2 separate regions of the Mus musculus genome follow, and region 1 is linked to region 2. A link is a loop called in an ENCODE intact Hi-C map of the cell type or tissue named here. Cell type or tissue: left cerebral cortex. All regions are shown on one strand. Links, peaks and the distances in the headings refer to the core of each region. The heading gives the core; the rest is flanking DNA.

Region 1 (10,048 bases), core at 991-8,990, 61 kb after region 2:
TGCCTGATGCAACTTGACTGTGGCCTCGAACCCAGCATCTCCTACCACTCAATGCCAATGAACCTACCTGAAACACCTCAGCACGAATTCCAAACGACTGCAGGCTAGAACTTGCAAGTTTTAACAGTCACCCCCTCCAATGAGAGAATAATGGTCTAATTACAGAAACCAGACTTTGAGAATTTTTCTATTATTCCTCAGCATGGAAGTTTTCGATCAGTAGCATAGTGCTAGAATGCTTTAATTTTGTAATTGCTGTGTGAAGTTGCTAATGAGTTTCATTTAAAATTTTTCACATAGATTTTTGTCTTGGGATTTCCAAGAACTTCTGAAATGGTCCTAAATATACTTCTGGCATTTTGTACTGTGCCTTTGTGTATTCCCCTAAGATTTAACTGTTTTGTACATTGTTTTATGTGTAGGGGTGTTTTGCTTGCATGTATGTCTCTGTACCACGTGAGTACCTGATACCTGCAAAGGCCATAAGAGAGTGTTAGATTTCCCTAGAACTGGAGTCAGAGACAGACATGAGCTACCATGTGAGTGCTGAATCAAACCCAGGTCCTCTGGAAGAGCAGCCAATGCTTTCAACCACTGAGCCATCTCTGCATGAAAAAAGGATTCTTCCTTCCTTCCTTCCTTCCTTCCTTCCTTCCTTCCTTCCTTCCTTCCTTCCTTCCTTCCTTTCCTTCTTTCCTTCCCTCTCCCTTTCTTTCTTTCTTTCTTTCTTTCTTTCTTTCTTTCTTTCTTTCTTTCTTTCTTTCTCCCTTTCTTTCTTTCTTTCTTTCTTTCTCCCTTTCTTTCTCTCTTTCTTTCTTTCTTTCTTTCTTTCTTTCTTTCTTTCTCCCTTTCTTTCTTTCTTTCTTTCTTTCTTTCTTTCTTTCTTTCTTTCTTTCTTTCTTTCTTTCTTTCTGTTTTCTTCTTTCTTTCTTCTTTCTTTCTTCTTTCTTCTCTCTCTCTCTCTCTCTCTCTCTCTCTCTCTCTCTCTCTCTCTCTCTCTCTCTCTCTCTCTCTTCCCTTGTTTGTTTGCTTGTTGGTTTATTTGAAAAGGCATCTTTCTATGTAGCCCTGGCTGTCCTGGAACTTACTATATAGACAGAGCTGGTCTTGAACTCACAGAGATTCACTTGCCTCTACATCCAGAATGCTGAGATTAAAGGCATGTGCTATCATGCCCAGCTTAGTTCTTTATATAAAAGTAAACAGCAGAAACTGATACCAGCATGCAGTTTATCATAAAGACCCTTATGGAAAAGACAGGTAATCTCCCTTGAGGCTAAACCCTCAGATGCTACAGAAAATGTAAAACCTAAGATCCAGGTTAAGGAGGGAATTAACTTCTGATCAGCAAAGGCTGTTCCCTGCTAGTAAGCAGTTGGATGATGCCCTACTTTGTCCAACCTTAGCATTCATAGTGACTCCACCCCTCATCCTGTGTTGAGACTTCATGGTGTTGCTGAGAAAAGGGAGAAGTTTTTCTTTCCCAAGAAGAATAAGCACAGAAGAAAGGCTGGGTTTGCTGTGCTGAAATACTGTAAGGTGGATTAAAAATGCAAAATTAGTTGCCTTTGTCGAGAGTGTCCTTCGGATAAATGTAGTACTGGAGATTTCATTGTCAGTCACTTTGACAGACAGCACTTGTGGCAAGTGTTGTCTGACTTAACTACTTCAACAAACCAGAAAACAGGTAATGGTTAACAAAAGACAGGAACTGAAAAAAATTAAAGAATAAACAAGTATATTCATTTAATGAGTATACAAATTTGATTTTGTCTTTAATAGATGGTGAAATTATATGTATAGCAAAGGAATTGCTTTAAGACATTCTGCATTTTTATCACATATGCATAATTATGTATGTGTGGACATATGGGGGCCGGCATAGGACAACTTTGTGGGACCTTTTCTCTCAGTCCACCATTATCTGGTTTATGAAGATTGAATTTAGATCATTAGGCTTGTACACCAAGCATTTTTACCTGCTGAGCCATTTTGCCAGCCCAAAACAACTGTTTGAAAATACATTTATGATTTATTATCAGTTAAGTTCTTAAATTGGGTATCTATTTTTGTGGATTTATATACCCAGGGTTGCATAAAAAATTCTCAAGCAAAAAGAGTTCATTGTAAGGTGGCTACTAAAATTGCTGTTTTCACAGCTCCTGTGGCTGGTACAAACATGCTAAAAGCATTAAAGTCTGCCTGGTTTTTAAGGATATAGCTCTGTAGAGTTTGCTGGGTCTAATCTTCAACTTAAGTCCACTGATACCTGAGTGAGATTATGATATATGATATGACTATTGTTTGAAAGGACAAATGGGAGAGGCAAGATGAGATGGAAAATGATAACCAGTGTAGTTTTATTCTCTATTTCCCTTCCAGTTGCTTACCCAGAGAAGCGATGTTAAAGAAGAGATGGAGAACAGAATGACAATGACTATTGACCCAGTACGAAGGTCATTGGAAAAGAAAGACAGAGGCAGAGGGAAACCTGTGGGCCCTTCACCTTATGATGGGTTTACATAGTCACTGCTGACTTTCTACTGAGTGTCGCACAGATCTAAGTTCCACAGAGTGATGTGGCATTTACTGAGGTCATACAACTGGAGTCATGGTATTATAAAACTCTGGACTCAGTCATGCTACACTGTGAACAAGATCCCTCAAAAGGCTTCTTTGCCAGAAGATGGACTTTCAGGAAGTGGCTGGATTCTGAGGACTCTTGTCTAACTAATGGAGCCTTGTCCTCATGGATTAATAATATAATGGTATTATCAAGAAGTGGTAAGAGGAAGGAATTTAGACCTAGTTGAAGGAAGTAGATCACAGAAACCATACCCTGGGCCCTTCCTGTCTTCCTTTTTCTCTGCCTCTTATCTAGCATGAGATGAAGATGTTCCTCTGCCATGCACTGCTGCCACAGTGACGTTCTACCCAAACACATGAGGCCAAGAACCCTCTGAAACCGTGAGCCAAGATAAACCCCTTGAGTTCTTCCCAGGAGCACTTGAGTCATTCAAGGCAAAAATAGCTTACCGTGAGCCACTGTAGTCTAAAGAGGAGAAAAGCTGTCAGGAGAGAACACAGAAGCACCTGGGCAGAGCTGATGGGATGACTGAGAGTCACGCTCTCATCTATCTATCACCCCAAAATGGAAAACAAACAGGGAAGTAGCAGGAGGGGCAAATTCATGGCCTCTGGTCAAATTTAAGGAATTTCTCTCTTAGCATCATCATAATTCAGTATGGAAAGCATTCCTATACATATTTTAGAATTTATAGGAATTTGATTGAAGGAAGGGTATGTACATCATTTACTTCTCAGACCCTGGCTTATTACCACAATAGCTCAGCTAAGTAAAACACCTACATGTCTCCGTGAGATCTCTCATACAAACCATAAGCACTTGATTTACTTCACTAGCCACAGATGCCAAAACCCCATCTTCAGACTCGGTTACAGACCAGTTTTCATACTCTAGAAATGGACAGTCAAGACTCTCTGCCCCAGAAGCATAAAGGCCTTGGTCTGCCTGCTTCCAAGAGAAATCCAAACCTAAGTATCTCTAGGACATTTTTCTGGAGGCCCTTAAACACATCACCCCTCCGTTTGAAGTTTATCTTCCTCGTTAAGAAGCGCAAGGACATATCTTCGCATAGAACAACTTTAAAATGGAATTCCTTCACTCTGTTGTCGAGTGTGGCTTTTCAACCCTCTTGGGTAGCTTTGTTCACATCCACGGCAGTTAATAATAATTTTCCTTCTCCAAACTTCTGTGCTAGAAATCTGCCGCTTAGTATAAACCATCAGTTAACAGAGCATGAAGCATATCTACATAGGAATGTGTGTGATGTATGAGACTGCACAGTACATATGCACATGTGGATGCACAGATGTTTAGACACACATAGTTATACAGCTTATTGAAAACAAATATCTTCAAAAATTAATATATAGTTATTCTTAGAATAGTATGCAGTACATAGACATTTAAACGCATGCATTCAAACAAAACATATACATTATAATTGGTACAATTTTCTCTCCCTTTATCTCTCATCACTATCTCTAATGGTATTGATAACCACTTTATGTTTTCTTTCAATATTTAAAGACTGTATTTTCCTGGGTAATAAGTGCTTTGAATTAAGACCCGATCATTTTTCTCTTGGAAAATGACCAAGTTTCTCTCTTTCAATGCTTTAAAATTTGGGCATTTGGAAATGGAAGAGCTGGGGAAAATGGAACCAACTAGTATGTATGGTTAGCCCTGGCTTCACTTTGCAAAATACTCTGAGCATCTAAATTTCTTTTAGGTCATTCGGAATTCTATATGGCTGTGCCGAGCACTCTCTGCACAGGCCGGTGTCAGTGTTAGTGTGCTTGATCTTTAGTCAGGTGAGGACAACACTTAACAGACCAGCATGTAACACACAGCAGCAGGCTGAAAACAATCTATTTGCAAGGATATATATGTCATGACGGCCAAAAGCAGCATGTTATAATAAGCATTGACTATCGGAGAGTAGTGGGTCTCGGGCAACTTTTTCTGCTTTTCAACTCTCCTTATTCATTTCTCTTTAAAAAACAAACAAAAAGTGTATTATTTGTATAATAAGCCACCAGGACCTGTATTAAGATATACTGGAGCAGTAAACATAGAGTGCTGGGTAACACTTACACAGAAGCCAATGGCAGCCTGTGTACACGACCCATTGTAAGTGGCCCAGGATCGGCATAGACACATCTTAGGTGCATACTGCATTATCTGTGTTAAGGTGACTCACAAAGTAATGTGGGCTGTGGACGTAGCTCAGTGTTAGAGCCCATGCCTAGAATGCACAAGTCCCTGGTTTTCATCTTCAGTAAAAAACAAAAGTGTGAAGTAATGTAGCAGTCTATGTGAACTCCCCTACGCTGATGAAAGAAAGGCCTGGCTGGGGGCCACTGAGTGACCTTTTTGTATTTTCTTATACTTAGAGATGGTCCTGGTCCTTTGCTACTTGTCTGGTAACCAAAACAGAAGTTAACAGACCTGTCCAAACAGACTCCTCAGGACTTAAAAATATGATACGTGTTTACTAAACCATTCTGGCAAGCTTCTTTGCCCTTTCTTACATGTGTAGTGAGAGACAGAGGCTACAGGCTTCAGGTTTCAAACTAGGGCCCTACAAGGATAACATCTATATTTATATCTATCTGTGGGTCAGACTCAAAAACAAAAACAAACAAAAAAACAAATGAACAACAACAACAACAACAAAATACCCCACCACAGTGCCTAAATCTCTCTTAGACCATGGAGCCAAGACATGCTGACAGTGTATATCAAGACTTTATTCTTAGCGTAAAACATCTGTCTGTAGGCAAGATGACCTGTTATAGTCTCACTGCGTGGACAGACTGACTAGTAGCATGTCTGATACGCTGAGCTCCATGCACCCCACAAGCTCTGCAGTAGTAGCACAGTGCCGTAGGGACTCCCCAGCCCCCCACCCAGAGAACACGCCGTTCTCAGCTCTTAGTGCCTGTCTATCCTCGGGTTGCAGCTGGTCGCCTCAGTGAAGCCTCTCCACACACCTATCCAGCAGACCTACTCCAAGAGCTCGGCTTCGATCTGGGCAAACCCCACACTTACAGCCATCAATGCATTGGCACTGAGAGAGACGGCTGGGGATGTGGCACTCCAGGTGTGGCTTTATCTGGCACTCCACCGGCTCAGCTATTTAGGCCTAGTCGTCTCCATTGGCTTGAAGCTCTGTTCACACCATCTCGGGTAACACATCACATTATTCTTCCTTATAAAAACAAATAAACTCGAATGAGCATTCAGGGTCAGGTCAGCCCTCCGAACATCTTCGTCTTCCCCTCTGCTTTATGTACCATGGTCCCCATCCCACCCCAAATCGCTCCTCACTTCTGCCCACCTCTGTGGATGTACACGGCCCCAGGAGCTCAGCCTGCTAGCCACCACTGAGTCACTAGGAACGCACCACTGCAGTACCTAACCCTACCCGCCATCGGCTCTAACCGGTAAGTCAGGCCAGGACACTCTTCATATCCCACCCTACAGGAAAACCTGCTGTCCTGAGAGGCTGGACCAAAAGGAAAGACAAATGTTTCTGTACTTAGAATGCTTCCCCTCTGACCTGGTGCATCTGAAATTTACACAGTTCTAGAGAAGAAGGGGCTGCTCACATTAGTTCCTAGGCGACTCTGCTCACATTAGTTCCTAGGCGACTCCGCTGCTTGCGGCAGCTGGCTTCTAAAAGCGTTTCTGGAAAGAGCGACAACAAACTCCGATCCACTTCAAAGCAACACTGACTTCCCAAGTTTAAAAATCATGGTCAGAAATAAAACTTACAACTCAACGAGGGATCAGACGTTTCATAACTGAGTGTGGAGGGAGACAGAGTGTAAGAAGATAGTCAGGCCTCCTGAAGAGCCCAGCTGTGAATAGCTGCTTGACTGAACTCCTAGAGTCTCTTCCATCCCTCAACCCTACCTGCCAGAGTAGGCCTTCGTGACTTCAAGCCCCAACAGCACAACTATGGCCCCTTGCAAAGAATTGACAGTCTGGTCACTTGAAGCACGCTGGGTGGAACACAGAACGAGTTTGCAGGAGAAGAGTTAGAGTTACAGCTAACACAGGCAGCAAGGGAAAATGGGAAGCCTTCTGAGACCCAAGGGTAGCTATCTTTCACGGACAGCAGTTATGATGCATACTGCTATACTGACATATGCCATAGGGTTCTTTTTTTTTTTCTGCTATAATCTGTTTATTGGGTGATTTAGCCAGAGACCCTTATATAACACATTTCTGTTTTGAATGTGGCAACACACACAGCATTATACTCATAAAATTCAGACGCCCCACAGCATGTCCCATGGGCAACCCCTCATCATCCTTCCTTGCAAGGTGTCTACGTAAGTGATGCAGAAACAGGTGCTGCCCCCAGCAAGAGTTAAAAAAAAAAAAAATGAAGCATCCAGCCGTCAGCTTTAACCTCTGTGTAAACTGTACAGCATACTATGCTACAAATTCGGGGATTGCAGAAAATCATCTCATCCTGATGGTGAAACATTGCAGGAGGCTGAGCTGTCAGGGGCCGGAGTCCAGTTTTCTAAGACCAAACACACATGAGTTCACTTCGGTCTCCCAGGGCAGAGTAGAGGGACACCACCTACCGCCTCTGCACTGGAGTATTGTGTGCGCGACCCTTTGCATCTCATTTCCTTAACAAAGAAGCAGCAGAAAGCACACTGTTTGTCTGGCCAGTAAGCACATAATAACAGCTATAGCTGAGGACCTTCCATTTATGCTAGCTCAACAAACAATGTTATTATATAAAGAACGAGTCTTTCCCGTGAACCCCGCTACTGGAAAAAACAGCACTTTCTGCATAGTTTAAGCCAGTCTACAAGGGGCAGTTACCCATCATGAATCAACCCTGGCCCTGGTCACAGAGAAATCCCAACAACCTATTCTCTTAGATGCCTTTGCTATCAAGTTAATTGCCCTTTTGCTTGACAATAAATGATTTCAGTTAGCTACACACTACACAGAGCATACACAGCTGCCAGCAAGCACCCCAATGCTGTTGGCTTTCAGCTCCATGTTTCCTGCGTTGCCTAAGAAATAGGAGGGGGGAGTGGGAGGAGGAAGAGGAGGAGAGAGGGAACCGGCTATCTATGAAATACTTACAGCCTCCGAGTCTTCAACTCCATGCAGGTACAAATTGTCATACATGGAGGTGTAATAATCCACAGCACCTCTTTTAAGGCAAAAACAAAATTGCTGCAGAAACCACAGCTAGAGCTTAAAAGAAAAAATAATAATAATAAAAGGCCTCTTTGGAAGAGCTGCGCTGCCTTATCAATTCCTGTGGATTTACCAGGCAAGATGTTATTCGTTCACATCATACAGGGCGAGGTTATCCCCAGAGACATGCAGACCTGGCATTTTATCTGCCTCTCCAATACAGAGCATAAAAAGCAAAAGCCTTCCTCAAGCACAGACTGGTGACAGAGCTAGGAAAGCGGCCTCTGATTGGCTCAGCTCCCCTGCTTCAGTCAGCTGAAGAGCGTTCCCTGAGAGAGTGGAGGGTGACTCTGAGCATCCTACCCAGCACAGAGATGCTTCCTGTTTCTCACGCATTGCTAGCTCTACAACGAACACTTAGCAGTAGCCAAAAGGCTGTTTCAATGTTTAGGAAGGAGGGCTATCAGATACTCGAATTACAGCCATTCATCCTCTTTGTTAAATGCACAGTTGGAGGAGGGAGCAAAAGAGAGGTTTTATTTTTTGAGTATTTCATAAAGACAGGCATAGGCAGACACCGATCTCCATCCAACATCTGTACTTTGCAGAGGTGACTTAAGTTAAGGGACACTAAGTCATAGAGAAAATTTTAATCTAAATGAAGGAAAGTAGATAAAATACCAGATGGTAAGGTTTGTGGCATTTGTATAGGAAAAGTTTTCCATATTTTCACCAGTGTCTCTCTCTGCCTTACTGGCAAGATAACACTCTTGTGCCACTAGTGAAGTCTGTAGAGGTAGCCAAAACCTCTCAACTTTTAGGTGCAGAATTGAACATTCTTTTAGTTCAATTTATTTAAAATTCCTCTTAAGTAACAGACTATGCTTCTGCGAGACTCCTCCCTCTGCTTCTTATACCACTATTTCCCGTATCTCTAATAATCCCGAACACTGCTGCTCCTTCCCCACAAGTCACACAGGAAGGTCTCACCCCAACCCTCTGTTCCCACACCATCCTCACGCTGATGGAGGACAAATTCTATAATGGGGTCACCTGAGATAGAGTTCCCCCACTTACCTATGGCTGTCTGCTCACCAGTAATAGATTGCAGCCTGACCCAGGAAAACCTACAGCCCACACTAAAAAGAATCCAGCTAAAATTGGAAAGAAATTGGTAAGGGGCAAATAGCATCATCTTGAGAAACTGTATGAATCATGGGGTAAGAAATAACCCAGCAACGCCGTATCAGCTTTGCCACTAACTTACCAGCTGACCTAGGCCAGTCAGGCACTGCCTCTGCGGGCTTCAGACTCTGAGGGAAGAAATAACTCGGAGAAAGAACTTTGCAGCTCCGAAGTGAGACATAAACACTTACCAGCAACAACCCTGCTTTGTCAGCCAGAAGTCATTGGCTGTAGCTCACAGGACCTCAGCAAGGAGTCACCGGCCCAGACCTGAGAAAGGAGGCCATTCCTCCAGTCAGTCTGAAAGGCCTAAGTCCAGAGCAGCAAACCAAGTCATCAAAAGTAACCCAAGAGCTACCAGAGCTGAGAGCAGCTGACATCCCTTCTTCCACGTCTATGATGGTCCAACCACTGCTGGCTTTCAGTCACGTTTGCATCTCTCAATACCTAATCCCTTTCAAATCTAGAAGATGGCAAGGTGACCTCCAGACTGGGTCCTCCAGACTCCCTAGATGACAAACTCACACAGGATAGCTATCATCTTTGAGTCTGTGCCTACCCAGGAATATGTCTGACTCAGAATCACAAGCCAATAAGGAACTCCAGCGAAGACAAGGTTTTTTTTTTTTCCTCAAATTCTCCAGGATAGTTTTTTTACTTTACTATTGCAACTGAGAGTATAGCTGTTTCCTGATTATTTTTAAACAAGAGTCCATTAAAAAGAGAAAAAAGAAGTGGTCTGTTTTCAGAATTGACCAAAATGGGTGAAACACTCCCTGCTGAGAAATCCTGCAAGACTCAACTGCCCCCCTTCATCTAGCACTATCTGCTAATGCTAACACCAGGCCTAAGAGGTGGGTTGTCCAGAGCAGGAGCTTGCATCACGAGTATCTCATACAACAGTCTGCCATCTGACTCAGGCTAGCTTGCGGGTCCAGAGGTCCAGAGTCAAGAGCAGCAGTTGTGTTATTCCTTGCAAACCCATACTCTTCTTGCTCAGGAAGGGCAGGAGTGACAGTGGCAGGAGAAGGCTGCCTCTGCCTGCTTCCCAGGAATCAGAGAAATATGTCTGACTCAGAATCACAAGCCAATAAGGGACCC
Region 2 (10,048 bases), core at 601-8,600:
TGAGTTACCCAGTGGCCATCTGGGAAGGCTAAGACACTATACTTCAGGCAACTGAGTGATCTGAAAGATCTGCTCTTAACCATCTCTCTAACCGCCAGGAATTGTATTGCCATACTCAGTGAGGAAGCATTCATTGGAACTGATATCAAAACACATGCACTCAACTATTTTTGGTTTGCTTGTTTTGTTGTTTGTTTGTGATAGAGTCTTCCTTTGGAAGCCAGTGTAGCTTGGGTCTCCGTATGCTGGCCTCAAAGGTGCGGTCTTTCCACCTTAGCCTGTAGAGTAGCAGGAGTTAGAGCACACACTCACGTCAGGCTCACCAGAATGCCACTACTGAACTGCATTATCTGCCTTATCTTTCATTCACTAGTAAGGTAACCAAAGTGAGTAGGAATTAGTGGTCCAGGTCTTAGGCAGGAGGATAGCAAGTTCAAGGCCCGCCTAGGATACAGAGTAAGTTCAAGAATGGTAAACTTAATGAAACCCTGTTCTCCTCCCCAAAACAAAGAAAAAGGGGGCCAAGGTTCTGAATCAGTAGTAGAGGGCTTGAATATCTGTGTCCTCCAAAAGGTGGTCAGAGAGGAGAAACCTCCCCCCCCCCGTTAGAAATGTGTTTGGCCAAAATATGAAATTATTGATGGAAATGAAGCTGGGACAGAAACCAGGACCTGAATTTACTCTGATAATTTTTCTTTTTCCTGAAACACTGCAGCACACCATGAGATATAAACCTGGCTGTATTCTACACAAGTCATTCTTGGCTTAGAATCCCCAAACTCTGCTTTCTTACAATTCATTAGATTGCTTTTCTTTTCTTTCCTTTTTTTCTCTTCTCTTCTCTTCTCTTCTCTTCTCTTCTCTTCTCTTCTCTTCTCTTCTCTTCTCTTCTCTTCTCCTCTCCTCTCCTCTCCTCTCCTCTCCTCTCCTCTCCTCTCCTCTCCTCTCCTCTCTTCTCTTCTCTTCTCTCTTCTTTTCTTTCTTTCTTCCCTTCTTTCTTTTATCCTTCCTTCCTTCCTTTCTTTCTTTCTTTCTCTCTCTCTCTTTTCCTTCCTTCCTTCCTTTCTTCCTTCCTTTCTTCCTTCCTTCCTTTCTTTCTTTCTTTCTTTCTTTCTTTCTTTCTTTCTTTCTTTCTTTCTTTCTTTCTTTCTCCCTTTCTTTCTTTTACAAGAAAGCGGGAACAGTAGGTCACAGGAGTTAGCATAGAGTGAGCACCTCAGTTACAGCCTGGTTGGAATCCTGGGGCTGCCAGTGACTGGATTTTTGCTTTTGGACACAGTGCTCCCTGTTGTGCCCAGCTATATTCTAGAAATGAGCATTTCAATCTAATGCACAGAGCTGGAAGCCTGCTCACCCAGTGCAGTGCAAACACACATCTCAGGTACACAGATGACCACTGCTCTCTGTTTCTTAGGTGAGGTCAGTTCACCATTTTGACTTTCTTCTAAGAAGTAAATAGAGGTGTGGACTCAATAAAAGTTAACAAAATTAAATGCCTTGTCTTAAATTTGGGGACAATAAGAGGAATTGGTTAAAAGGAAATCTGGGGTTGGTGTCAGCTTTATATGGCCACATTTTCTGTGGTCAGAATGGGGAGGGTCAGGATTATAGATACTAAAGATTAGAAGACATATTTCTTGCCCTTAAACAGTGTACAGTCAAGTGGAAAGTCTGAGATGTGCTCACAAAACAAAGCAATTCAGTGCTGAAATATGGTATCAGAAAGAAAGAAAGAAAGAAAGAAAGAAAGAAAGAAAGAAAGAAAGAGAGAAAGAAAGAGAGAGAGAAAGAGAGAGAAAGAAAAAGAGAGAAAGAGAGAAAGAAAGAGAGAGAGAACGAGAGAAAGAGAGAAAGAAAGAGAGAGAGAAAGAAAGAAAGAAAGAAAGAAAGAAAGAAAGAAAGAAAGAAAGGAAAGAAGGAAGAAAGAAAGAAAGGAAAGAATTGTTGCAAGCCAGGAGAAGGCATGTGAAGGCAGAAAGTAGGGAGTAGACGGTGTTACTGCACCTGAGTTAAAGAAGGAGAATCTAAGGTCACAGAGCAGGCACGAGAGAGTGCTACTCGGAGGGGAAGACTTCAGTAGACTGTGTCTGGGAGACTAATGGGATGCTGGCAGTGTAAAAAGAGAAGAAGGAAGACAGAAACTTTAGCTAAAGGACATATGAACGTGTTTGATACCATGTTGGGCATTGTGCAATCTACCCACTGCCCAGTGTATGTAAAGTTCTGAATTAGTTGACCTCATATGACAAAATACAAAAAATCCACATTTCTAAATTGGGTCGTTTTTCACGTGAAGATATTTTGGTGCTCTGTCTTAATTCTTTCTTTCTGAGTGAGGGTCTTCCTACACAGTCCAGGTTAGCCTGAATTGAAGTCAGCCTGTGATAGCCTCCCAAAGGCTGGGATTACAGCTGTGAGCCACCATCTCTGTTGTACAGTTTTTAAGACTATCTTAAGTCCATGGATAAACTGTTCTTAGTGTTTGACCTATCTTACACTGTCCAGCTAAGACACAGAGAAACATGTCAGAGCTAACTCAAGAAATGGAGAGGTGGGAAGGTTATAAAATGTTGAATTTTTTATCTGACAAGTTTGCCCAATCATCACTTATTCAACTTGGGTATTCTGTGAAAAGTTTTTTTCAGTTTATGCCATGTGAATTCAAGACATTAAGTAATATAAACAAGATTAAAATGAGTAAAAAAAAAATCCCTTCTTGCTTGAAAAAAATCCTGAAGGATTTTTAAAAGAATGTGACTTGAGTTTTGAAAACTGCTGTTGAAATGTGGCTGCATAGTTGTTCCAGGAGTTATTTATAGCCAGAGAGCATAAAAGTTGACAATGACGGACAAGCAAAATGTCTCTGTGTGTGGAGGCTGCGGTCGTATTGAGAATAAGAATTTGAAACACACGCCTTTCTCATTTAAGCTGTCATTGTCCCCCCACATGATTCCAGGGAGCTCGGCATTACTGAACAGTCTCTCGCTCTGTGCCAATACCAGACCGTGACAGACCCTTCTCCATCTAGTGTGACGTGCTGTAAAGATGCCGAGTGTGGGGGAAAGGGAGACACGTTACTTGTAGAATACACGTGCGATTTAGCAGAAACCGTGTCAGGGAAGAGCAGTCCTCCTGACTAAAGGAAACAGAGCTGAAGACAGCAGTGCTCTCTTGGGTGGACACCAGTGCTTGTCTTTTAATGGAAGGCCAGCTTCAGCTCACATGGGAACTCCACAGCCAAAACATCTCACACATGATGGCGCTGAGAATGTCCACACTGGACACACTCAGAAGCTCCTATGGGTGTGCTCCTGAGGGCACAGAAGGCTGAGCCAGGAGAGGTGGCAGCAGGAATCTGTAACTCCAGTGCCAAAGGATTGAGGCAGGGGGAATCAAGAGTTCAAGAAAAGTCTGGCCATATACCAAGACCTGTCTCAAAAAAATTAAAAACAAACAAAAAATAAAACAAATGTGAAAGACTGATTGATATCCAGTCAACTTGTACCCAGACTATAATAATGCTAAAGCCCTGGGTTAGAGATAACGAAAACTAAACATTCATCTACCTTGGTATATTGTTTCTCTGTGGAAAACAATACATTATTTATAGTTTGGTTTTCACTTTAGCCTGCAGGAAGCTCAGAGCTGAGTTCTAGTTTTTCTCTTGATCTAGATCTCCCTTCATTTGTATTTTCTTTTTTTAATAAGATCTATTCATTTATTATTTTATGTGTGAATGGAATGTATGTATGTGTACCACATGCATGAAGGTGTTCATGAAGGCCAGGAGAGGGCATTGGATCCCCTGGAACTGGAGTTACAGCTAGGAGCCAAACCTGGGTTCCCTGCAAAAGCAGCAAGAACAGCAAGTGCTCTCTCCAGCCCAAGTTGTGCTGAATTGCATGCATGCTAAATAACCACTTACAGGCAGGTGGGCTTCTCTTTTTCATCGCTGTATCCCCAAGGTGAGTTTGGTACACAGGAGGCAACAACAAACATTTGTAGAAATGAAGGAGAATGAAAAGAAAGTACAAAAACTTTTTTTTTTTTTTTTTTTTTTTTTTGCATCGCTCCAGGATTGCATAGCACCTCACGGACCACTCGGAGTTGCAGTCAATAGAGAGAAAAATGCTTTCGTGCAATTTTTCAACTCTGCTGCCACACAAACTGATTAAATTTTGTGTTTCACTGAGTTCATCCATTCTTGATTAATTGGGTAGTTTAGCATTTCCGGTTACATGTGCAGCTGGGAATTCCTCCAACTGCCATTCATTTTGCTCAAGACTTGAATCGTCAGTATTTTTTTCTGCTGAAATGGACCCACTGTTTCTCTTCAGCCAATCCAAACCAAGTATGGGCACCTCCCGGCATGGAGCAACCACTGAGTAACTTACAAAAGCCGCCCCGTTGGTTACTGTCATCACAAACGTGAGTCTATCCTGGTTCCTCATTTGTTATATTAACCAGATGGGTACATTCCATACATCAGTGAGCTCTGAAACAGCCCACGTGCAGACAGTAATAAAATAACTTGAGGGTCCAAATTCAAAGTAATACTTTTGTCCGGCTTCCAAGAAGACTTTAGTTTTGTAGAAGGAGATGTTACATTTAAAATCCATGCTACATCTCCCAATGAAACATCATAAAATGTACAGCAGATAACCCAAGGGAGAACTAGACAGCTACAATTCCTCCACAGCCTGCAATCAAATAATAAAGACTGAACAGGGTGCAGCTTATCTGGGCTGCAAGCCTCTGGGATGGTGCAAATGCATGCCAGATACTATGTTCTTAAATACACGCCTAAGATACTCCAGGAAAACAGAGGATTCAGCCCCATGCCCAGGAGGCCTGTAACCCTGACATCCTTCCCCCAAAATGGGGTCTTTACCAGCCAGTTGATTGTCCCCAGGCTGTTTGCTAATATATTGCACTTTATGTTTACAATTTCTCATATGCTGTGAATAATATGAAATGCACGTTACCTTCACCCGAAACACACTTTCCATATGTCAATCATCTCCCAGACTGAAATCTAACTTGCTTTGCAGCAGATGAGAACGTCTCACAGTCACAAAGAGGATGGTCTGATTGTCATAGCCAAGTGTTTACAAGCCTTAGGCAGACATTGCGCTCTCTTTAAGGCTATGCATGCATGCATGCACACGTGCAGGAGTGAGCATGTGTAAACTAATTTAACAACACAACGGTTACACATATGGTTTAGACTTTACAATAGAAAGTGGATGTCAAGCTGAGCTTATTGGCTTCTTCAAGTACAAGTTGCCATAGCACCACAGTGCCTTTACCCCATAAGTGACATTTCTCACAGCCTATAGCATCGTCCCTGACGGAGAAAGGCTCAGCATAGAGCAAATGACTAAGTGGTGCTGAGATCTGTAGACATCCAGGGCAGGGAAGCCTACATGCCAGGATCCAATCAGTGACCACACACGCAGATATATCATCTTCTGTCTGAAGCAAGCTCTGAAACCACTTGTACTGCGGGAGAATATTCTACTTCTTCTGTCAAGTTCGTCCTCAGCTCTGCAGCAGCCAAATCACACTCTCACCTACCTACTTGGCAGCTTCTAGCAAAGGCGAGAAGACTCAGAATGTGAAAACTGGCATTTTCCTCAAAACAAACAAACAGATAAGGAAATCAAGGGGCATTAGTAAAAATTAGGGATACACTACACCGATAAAAATTACTCAGATGCATGTTTATTCTTGGTCCCAACTGAAGCACAGACCATGGTGTCAGAAAGCTTAAAGAGAAGAAACCCACCCCCCCACCCCCCTGAGAGGAGCATCACTCACTTCAGCACAGAGTTTTTAAAATTAGGAAGTGGTTTTGGACATTGGCTTCCCTGTGAATAGAGAAGAGGGAAAAAAATCATGTCTCACTGTTTTGCAGGGGTGAAAAAAAAAACCATTGCCCTTTGTGTTATTGCCTAAGTAGAAATCATTATTGAGCATTAATACCTATATAAGCTCAAAAATACATCAGTGTTCCCAACCCCTGGGGCCTTTCATGGAAAGTTCATCTTTGTCAGAGTTACTGTATTTTTAGGAAGCACCCGAGACGCTGTAATTGATGAGAGTAAAGAGGGAGAAAATGCTTAGGTTGGGGATTCTGTTGCTGTTTTGTCTCTAAAGAGTGAGGGCCCAGTCTTAGCCCAGCAATGAGTGGCACTGTTGGGTGTGATAGGCCTAAGACAGTTCCTAGTTGCCCAGCTTCACCTTGCTCCACCCTAGGCCCACTCACCAGCTCCCCTTGTGCTAAGCTAACAAGCCAGTAGCTCCCTCACTCCCCAAATGCCCCAGATAGAGAGGTTTTACCACCTACATGAGCGTCAGTACTTTCATCCCAATGCCTGCAATGTGTTGAAAGCAAGGGTGCGTCACCTTCAGAGTGCTCCCCATAGACCAGCTCAGTTGGCACTCATGCCTTAGGGAGCATACGCCATTCCTGTGCTTGTGCTATGTGCTAGCTGTCTCCGGTCTGCGGATCTCCAGCCCCCACCTTACATACCCTCGGACTGCAGAGTGGATTCATCTCTTTTCCTTGAGGTTAAGCCCGTACTTGCCAGTATCAGTGCTTATTGAAACATGAATGAGGAACTAACTTGTAGATGCGGGAGAAACAGAAGAAAGACCACGAGCGAGGACACTAAACTGCAATTAGACAGGTACAGATGTCTGCATAAAGCCACATTTCATGTTAACAGCGTTTCCACGATCAAATCTTTAATATACTGACTGCCAAAGAAATAGAAGTGGCCCAAGTCACCTTAGAGAGAAATATTTGCTATCACTAAAAATAAACCTTTTATTTCTGAATAATTTTAGATTCCCCTCCTGTAACGTTAGACACCTTAGATAACCAAGTCTCACATATCACAACTTTAAAAAATGATATTGGCTTCTCATTTATTATTATTTTTTAATTTAATTTAATTTAATTTTTATTTTATGCACATTGGTGATTTGACTGCACATGTGTCTGTGTGAGGGTATCAGAGTCCCTAGGACAGGAGTTACAGTTGTGAGCTGCCACATGGGTGCTGGGAATTGAATCTAGGTCTTTTGGAAGAGCAGCCAGTGCTCTTAACTGCTGAGCCATCTATCTCTCCAGCCCTGGATCCTCATTTTTAATAAAATCTCAAGCATTTATCAGATTTCACCAGTGTTCTCTGATTTCTTTTATAATCCCTGAGATTCAGGATAGCATTATTACTTTGAGTATATGCTTTTAAAACTCAAATACTAATAGATCCTGAATAAAGCTGCTCCAATCCAACATCTCAGCCATTTTTGCCATTTTGTCTCCTTCATTCCACGTGTGACAGACAGGCCAGGGAAGCCATCAAGTCAAGCGCTGCTTCAAACGCACCACAGCTATGAGTTGAGGTTAAGGCTAAGAATACTTCAATCAGGTCAGCGCACCATTTTTAATTAAAAGAAACTGAGACAGAGAAATAGCAAACTGGACCCAGCAATAAAGAGCATCATGCACTTGTGTTTCAGAGGGCTCATGGGTGGATCAAAAGTCCTCAAATCCTCCTCAAGGGGCTTTGGTGGTCTGGGTTAGAAACAAGGACTGCAGATGAGGAAGTAAAGACGGCACCTGCTGCTCCAGAAGCCCGAGCAAGGAAGGCATAGGGAGACAGGCACAAGGCACCAGGAGAGCCGCCTTTCAGCAAAGGACTTTTCCAGGCGCACCGGGCACTAACGGCAGAAAATAAGGTGCTCATTTGCTGCTGCTATCCATGTTCCAGGCCTTACAGGATAAAAAGTGATGTATTTAGGGCAAGGTGGTGAACTTGAGCACTTTGGGAAGTTTGAAAGCAGACACCATGGAGGGACCATTTTGAAGGCAAAGAGAAGTTGTGCTTTTTTTTTTTTTTTTTTTTTTTTTTTTTTTTTTGCCTGATGATAGAGAAGGGAGGTTTTAGTCTTGCTGCAACAGTCGGGATGGTTAAGGCCACTCAGAATACCTGAGCAGGCATTCTCAGGACAGGGCTGCTAAAATCGGCCTCCCAAGTACCTCCCTGGCACCCTTTAGCCTTGCTAGGTCGCAGGGATCAGCCACATGAAGGGATGCGGAAGACCCTGGGAACCAAGGAAGGAAGGGTTACAAGTGATGAAAGAGTTACAAAGATCACGGCACAGAAATCTGGGTCAACCCATGGGGAGACAGACAGTCAAGGGGAGATTTTCAAGGATAGCAGGCACAAGACCTATATGAGATCATGCCAGCCAAAATCCTATCCCCAAGGGGGAGGGGCTCAGGGAGACCCACCCTTATCTGAGGAGCCATTGGCAACTGATGGCTGCAGGGGGGGGGGGCGGGTGGGAGATGTCAGTATTGTTCAAGAATGTAGCCTCTGAGAGGCTACCCATGATCCAGGGTAGGTGGCTATACATCCATACACAGACAGGCAGCTCTCAGTGGACTTTGTGGGTTTAAAAATATGAACATGTGAAGTTGGGTAGGAATGACAGCGGGGGGGGGGGGTGGTGAAGGAAGAGGAGGAGGAGGAGAAGGAGAAGGAGAAGGAAGAGGAGGAGGAGGAGAAGGAAGAAGAAGAAGAAGAAGAAGAAGAAGAAGAAGAGGAGGAGGAGGAGGAGGAGGAGGAGGAGGAGGAGGAGGAAGAGGAAGAAGAGGAAGAAGAGGAAGAAGAGGAAGAAGAGGAAGAAGAGGAAGAAGAAATAATAATACAAGATGCTTGGTAGAAGTAAGGATGTTGCAAATGTGCTACAGTCCACAGGACAGGCCCAGAGGAAAAGGATCTGGCATGAAAAACCAAGAGTCCCAAAGTTCAGAGACTCTGGCACTTAAATGCCACCCTGTCTTAATGAGCAAGTTATTTGTTCAAAGTTAAGAGGAGTCATTTGGAAAGCTACTTATGCTGTCAGATTCGCAACAATCAGCTAACGGAACTCAGCTTGCCTTTGGCACAAACACGTCAATAAGAAGACAGGTTGAATGTGGATTCTCACCCACCGTCAGTCAACAGTCCTCAGATGTCCGGAATAGTGCCCCGTTGTGAAAGAATGAAGCCACACTGGATTAAAAGGTGACTTGCCCATTTGGAAGGCTTTAGCAAGACTGGCTGACTCTCTGTGGGATGTCCATCTGCTCTGGGGTCTAACTTTGAAGTTCCAAACGACCCCATGGTGAACTTGAGTCTAAAATGTATTGGCAATGGGCTAAAAAAGAATAAGTAGGTCAGAAGACTGATCAAAGCTCAGTCCGAGATAAGCACACAGTCGGAAGTCGTGAGGCAGAGTGAGGAGGCTGCGCTGGGATCTGAACCAAGCTCTGGTGTACTCTGCTTGCTCTTCTCGTCTACACGCATTGTGCACAACTCGGAAAGCATTCTGGGAGCTGACCGGGAGCTCCACCGTACCGCCATTGTACCTCCCCTTCTCAACATGGCAGAAACGAATGTTTGGAAACAAAACCCAGGATAGGCAGGGTAGGGAAATACAGGTGCTATAGTTTTCTCCCTAAGATATATACCTCAAATTTACTTTCTCTGCCAGAACAGACATGGCCCATGTCTTCCTGTTGCCATACAGCTGTGCATTAGTTTTGTTTAATATAGCAGGCATTCAGCCAGTCAAAATATGCATTAAGCACGGAATCACACACTGGGCATAATGGAATTGGCAAGCGCGTATTATGTCTTCCTCTCCAAATGTCTTACATCAAGTAAAGAGAGCGGCAGGCCTGTAGTGAGCGGGAGACAAATCTGGATGTCTCTGGAGACCCATTTACTTTCCTTCCGCTGCTAGCTTAGCAGAGGCAGCTCGGCAGCTGCCTCAGCTGTACCAGAAAATACCAACACTGGGTCCCTGAGCAGCATCTCTCTTTCTAATAAGGCCACTTCCCTAAACAGAGAGCTTCCAGAGTTACATAACAGCACCAATGTTCCCTGGCTACTGAACCTATAAATACATTGAGCATAACTGCCAGGCCTGTGGCTAGCGTGCAGGCAGGCAGGCAGGCAGGCATCCATGCCTAGCTTGTGTGGTGATA

Evidence for each region. Hi-C counts contacts between places; a loop is a spot of excess contacts. Peaks named below come from ENCODE experiments on the same cell type or tissue, not always from the same donor. Only the 100,000 strongest peaks of a DNase experiment are listed, where the experiment ranks them.
Region 1: it touches region 2 in a loop (3-fold over the local background); 3 of 42 quality-filtered maps call a loop at or near these places.

The regions. Positions count from the first base shown.
Region 1 is chr2:52,550,564-52,560,611 of GRCm38, forward strand. The region is part of intron 2 of Cacnb4 (calcium channel, voltage-dependent, beta 4 subunit); the gene reads right to left. Among named protein-coding and RNA genes, the nearest start is that of Cacnb4, 120 kb to the right of the region's middle. In left cerebral cortex, for the core only: no CTCF peak of the experiment used is centred there; DNase peaks (open chromatin) are centred at 5,711, 6,298, 7,477 and 8,060; H3K4me3 peaks cover 3,217 bases; H3K27ac peaks cover 2,144 bases.
Region 2 is chr2:52,490,153-52,500,200 of GRCm38, forward strand. All of the region lies in intron 2 of Cacnb4 (calcium channel, voltage-dependent, beta 4 subunit), which reads right to left. Among named protein-coding and RNA genes, the nearest start is that of A430018G15Rik, 70 kb to the left of the region's middle. In left cerebral cortex, for the core only: a CTCF peak has its summit at 3,754 (motif pointing right); DNase peaks (open chromatin) are centred at 3,011 and 5,431; H3K27ac peaks cover 258 bases.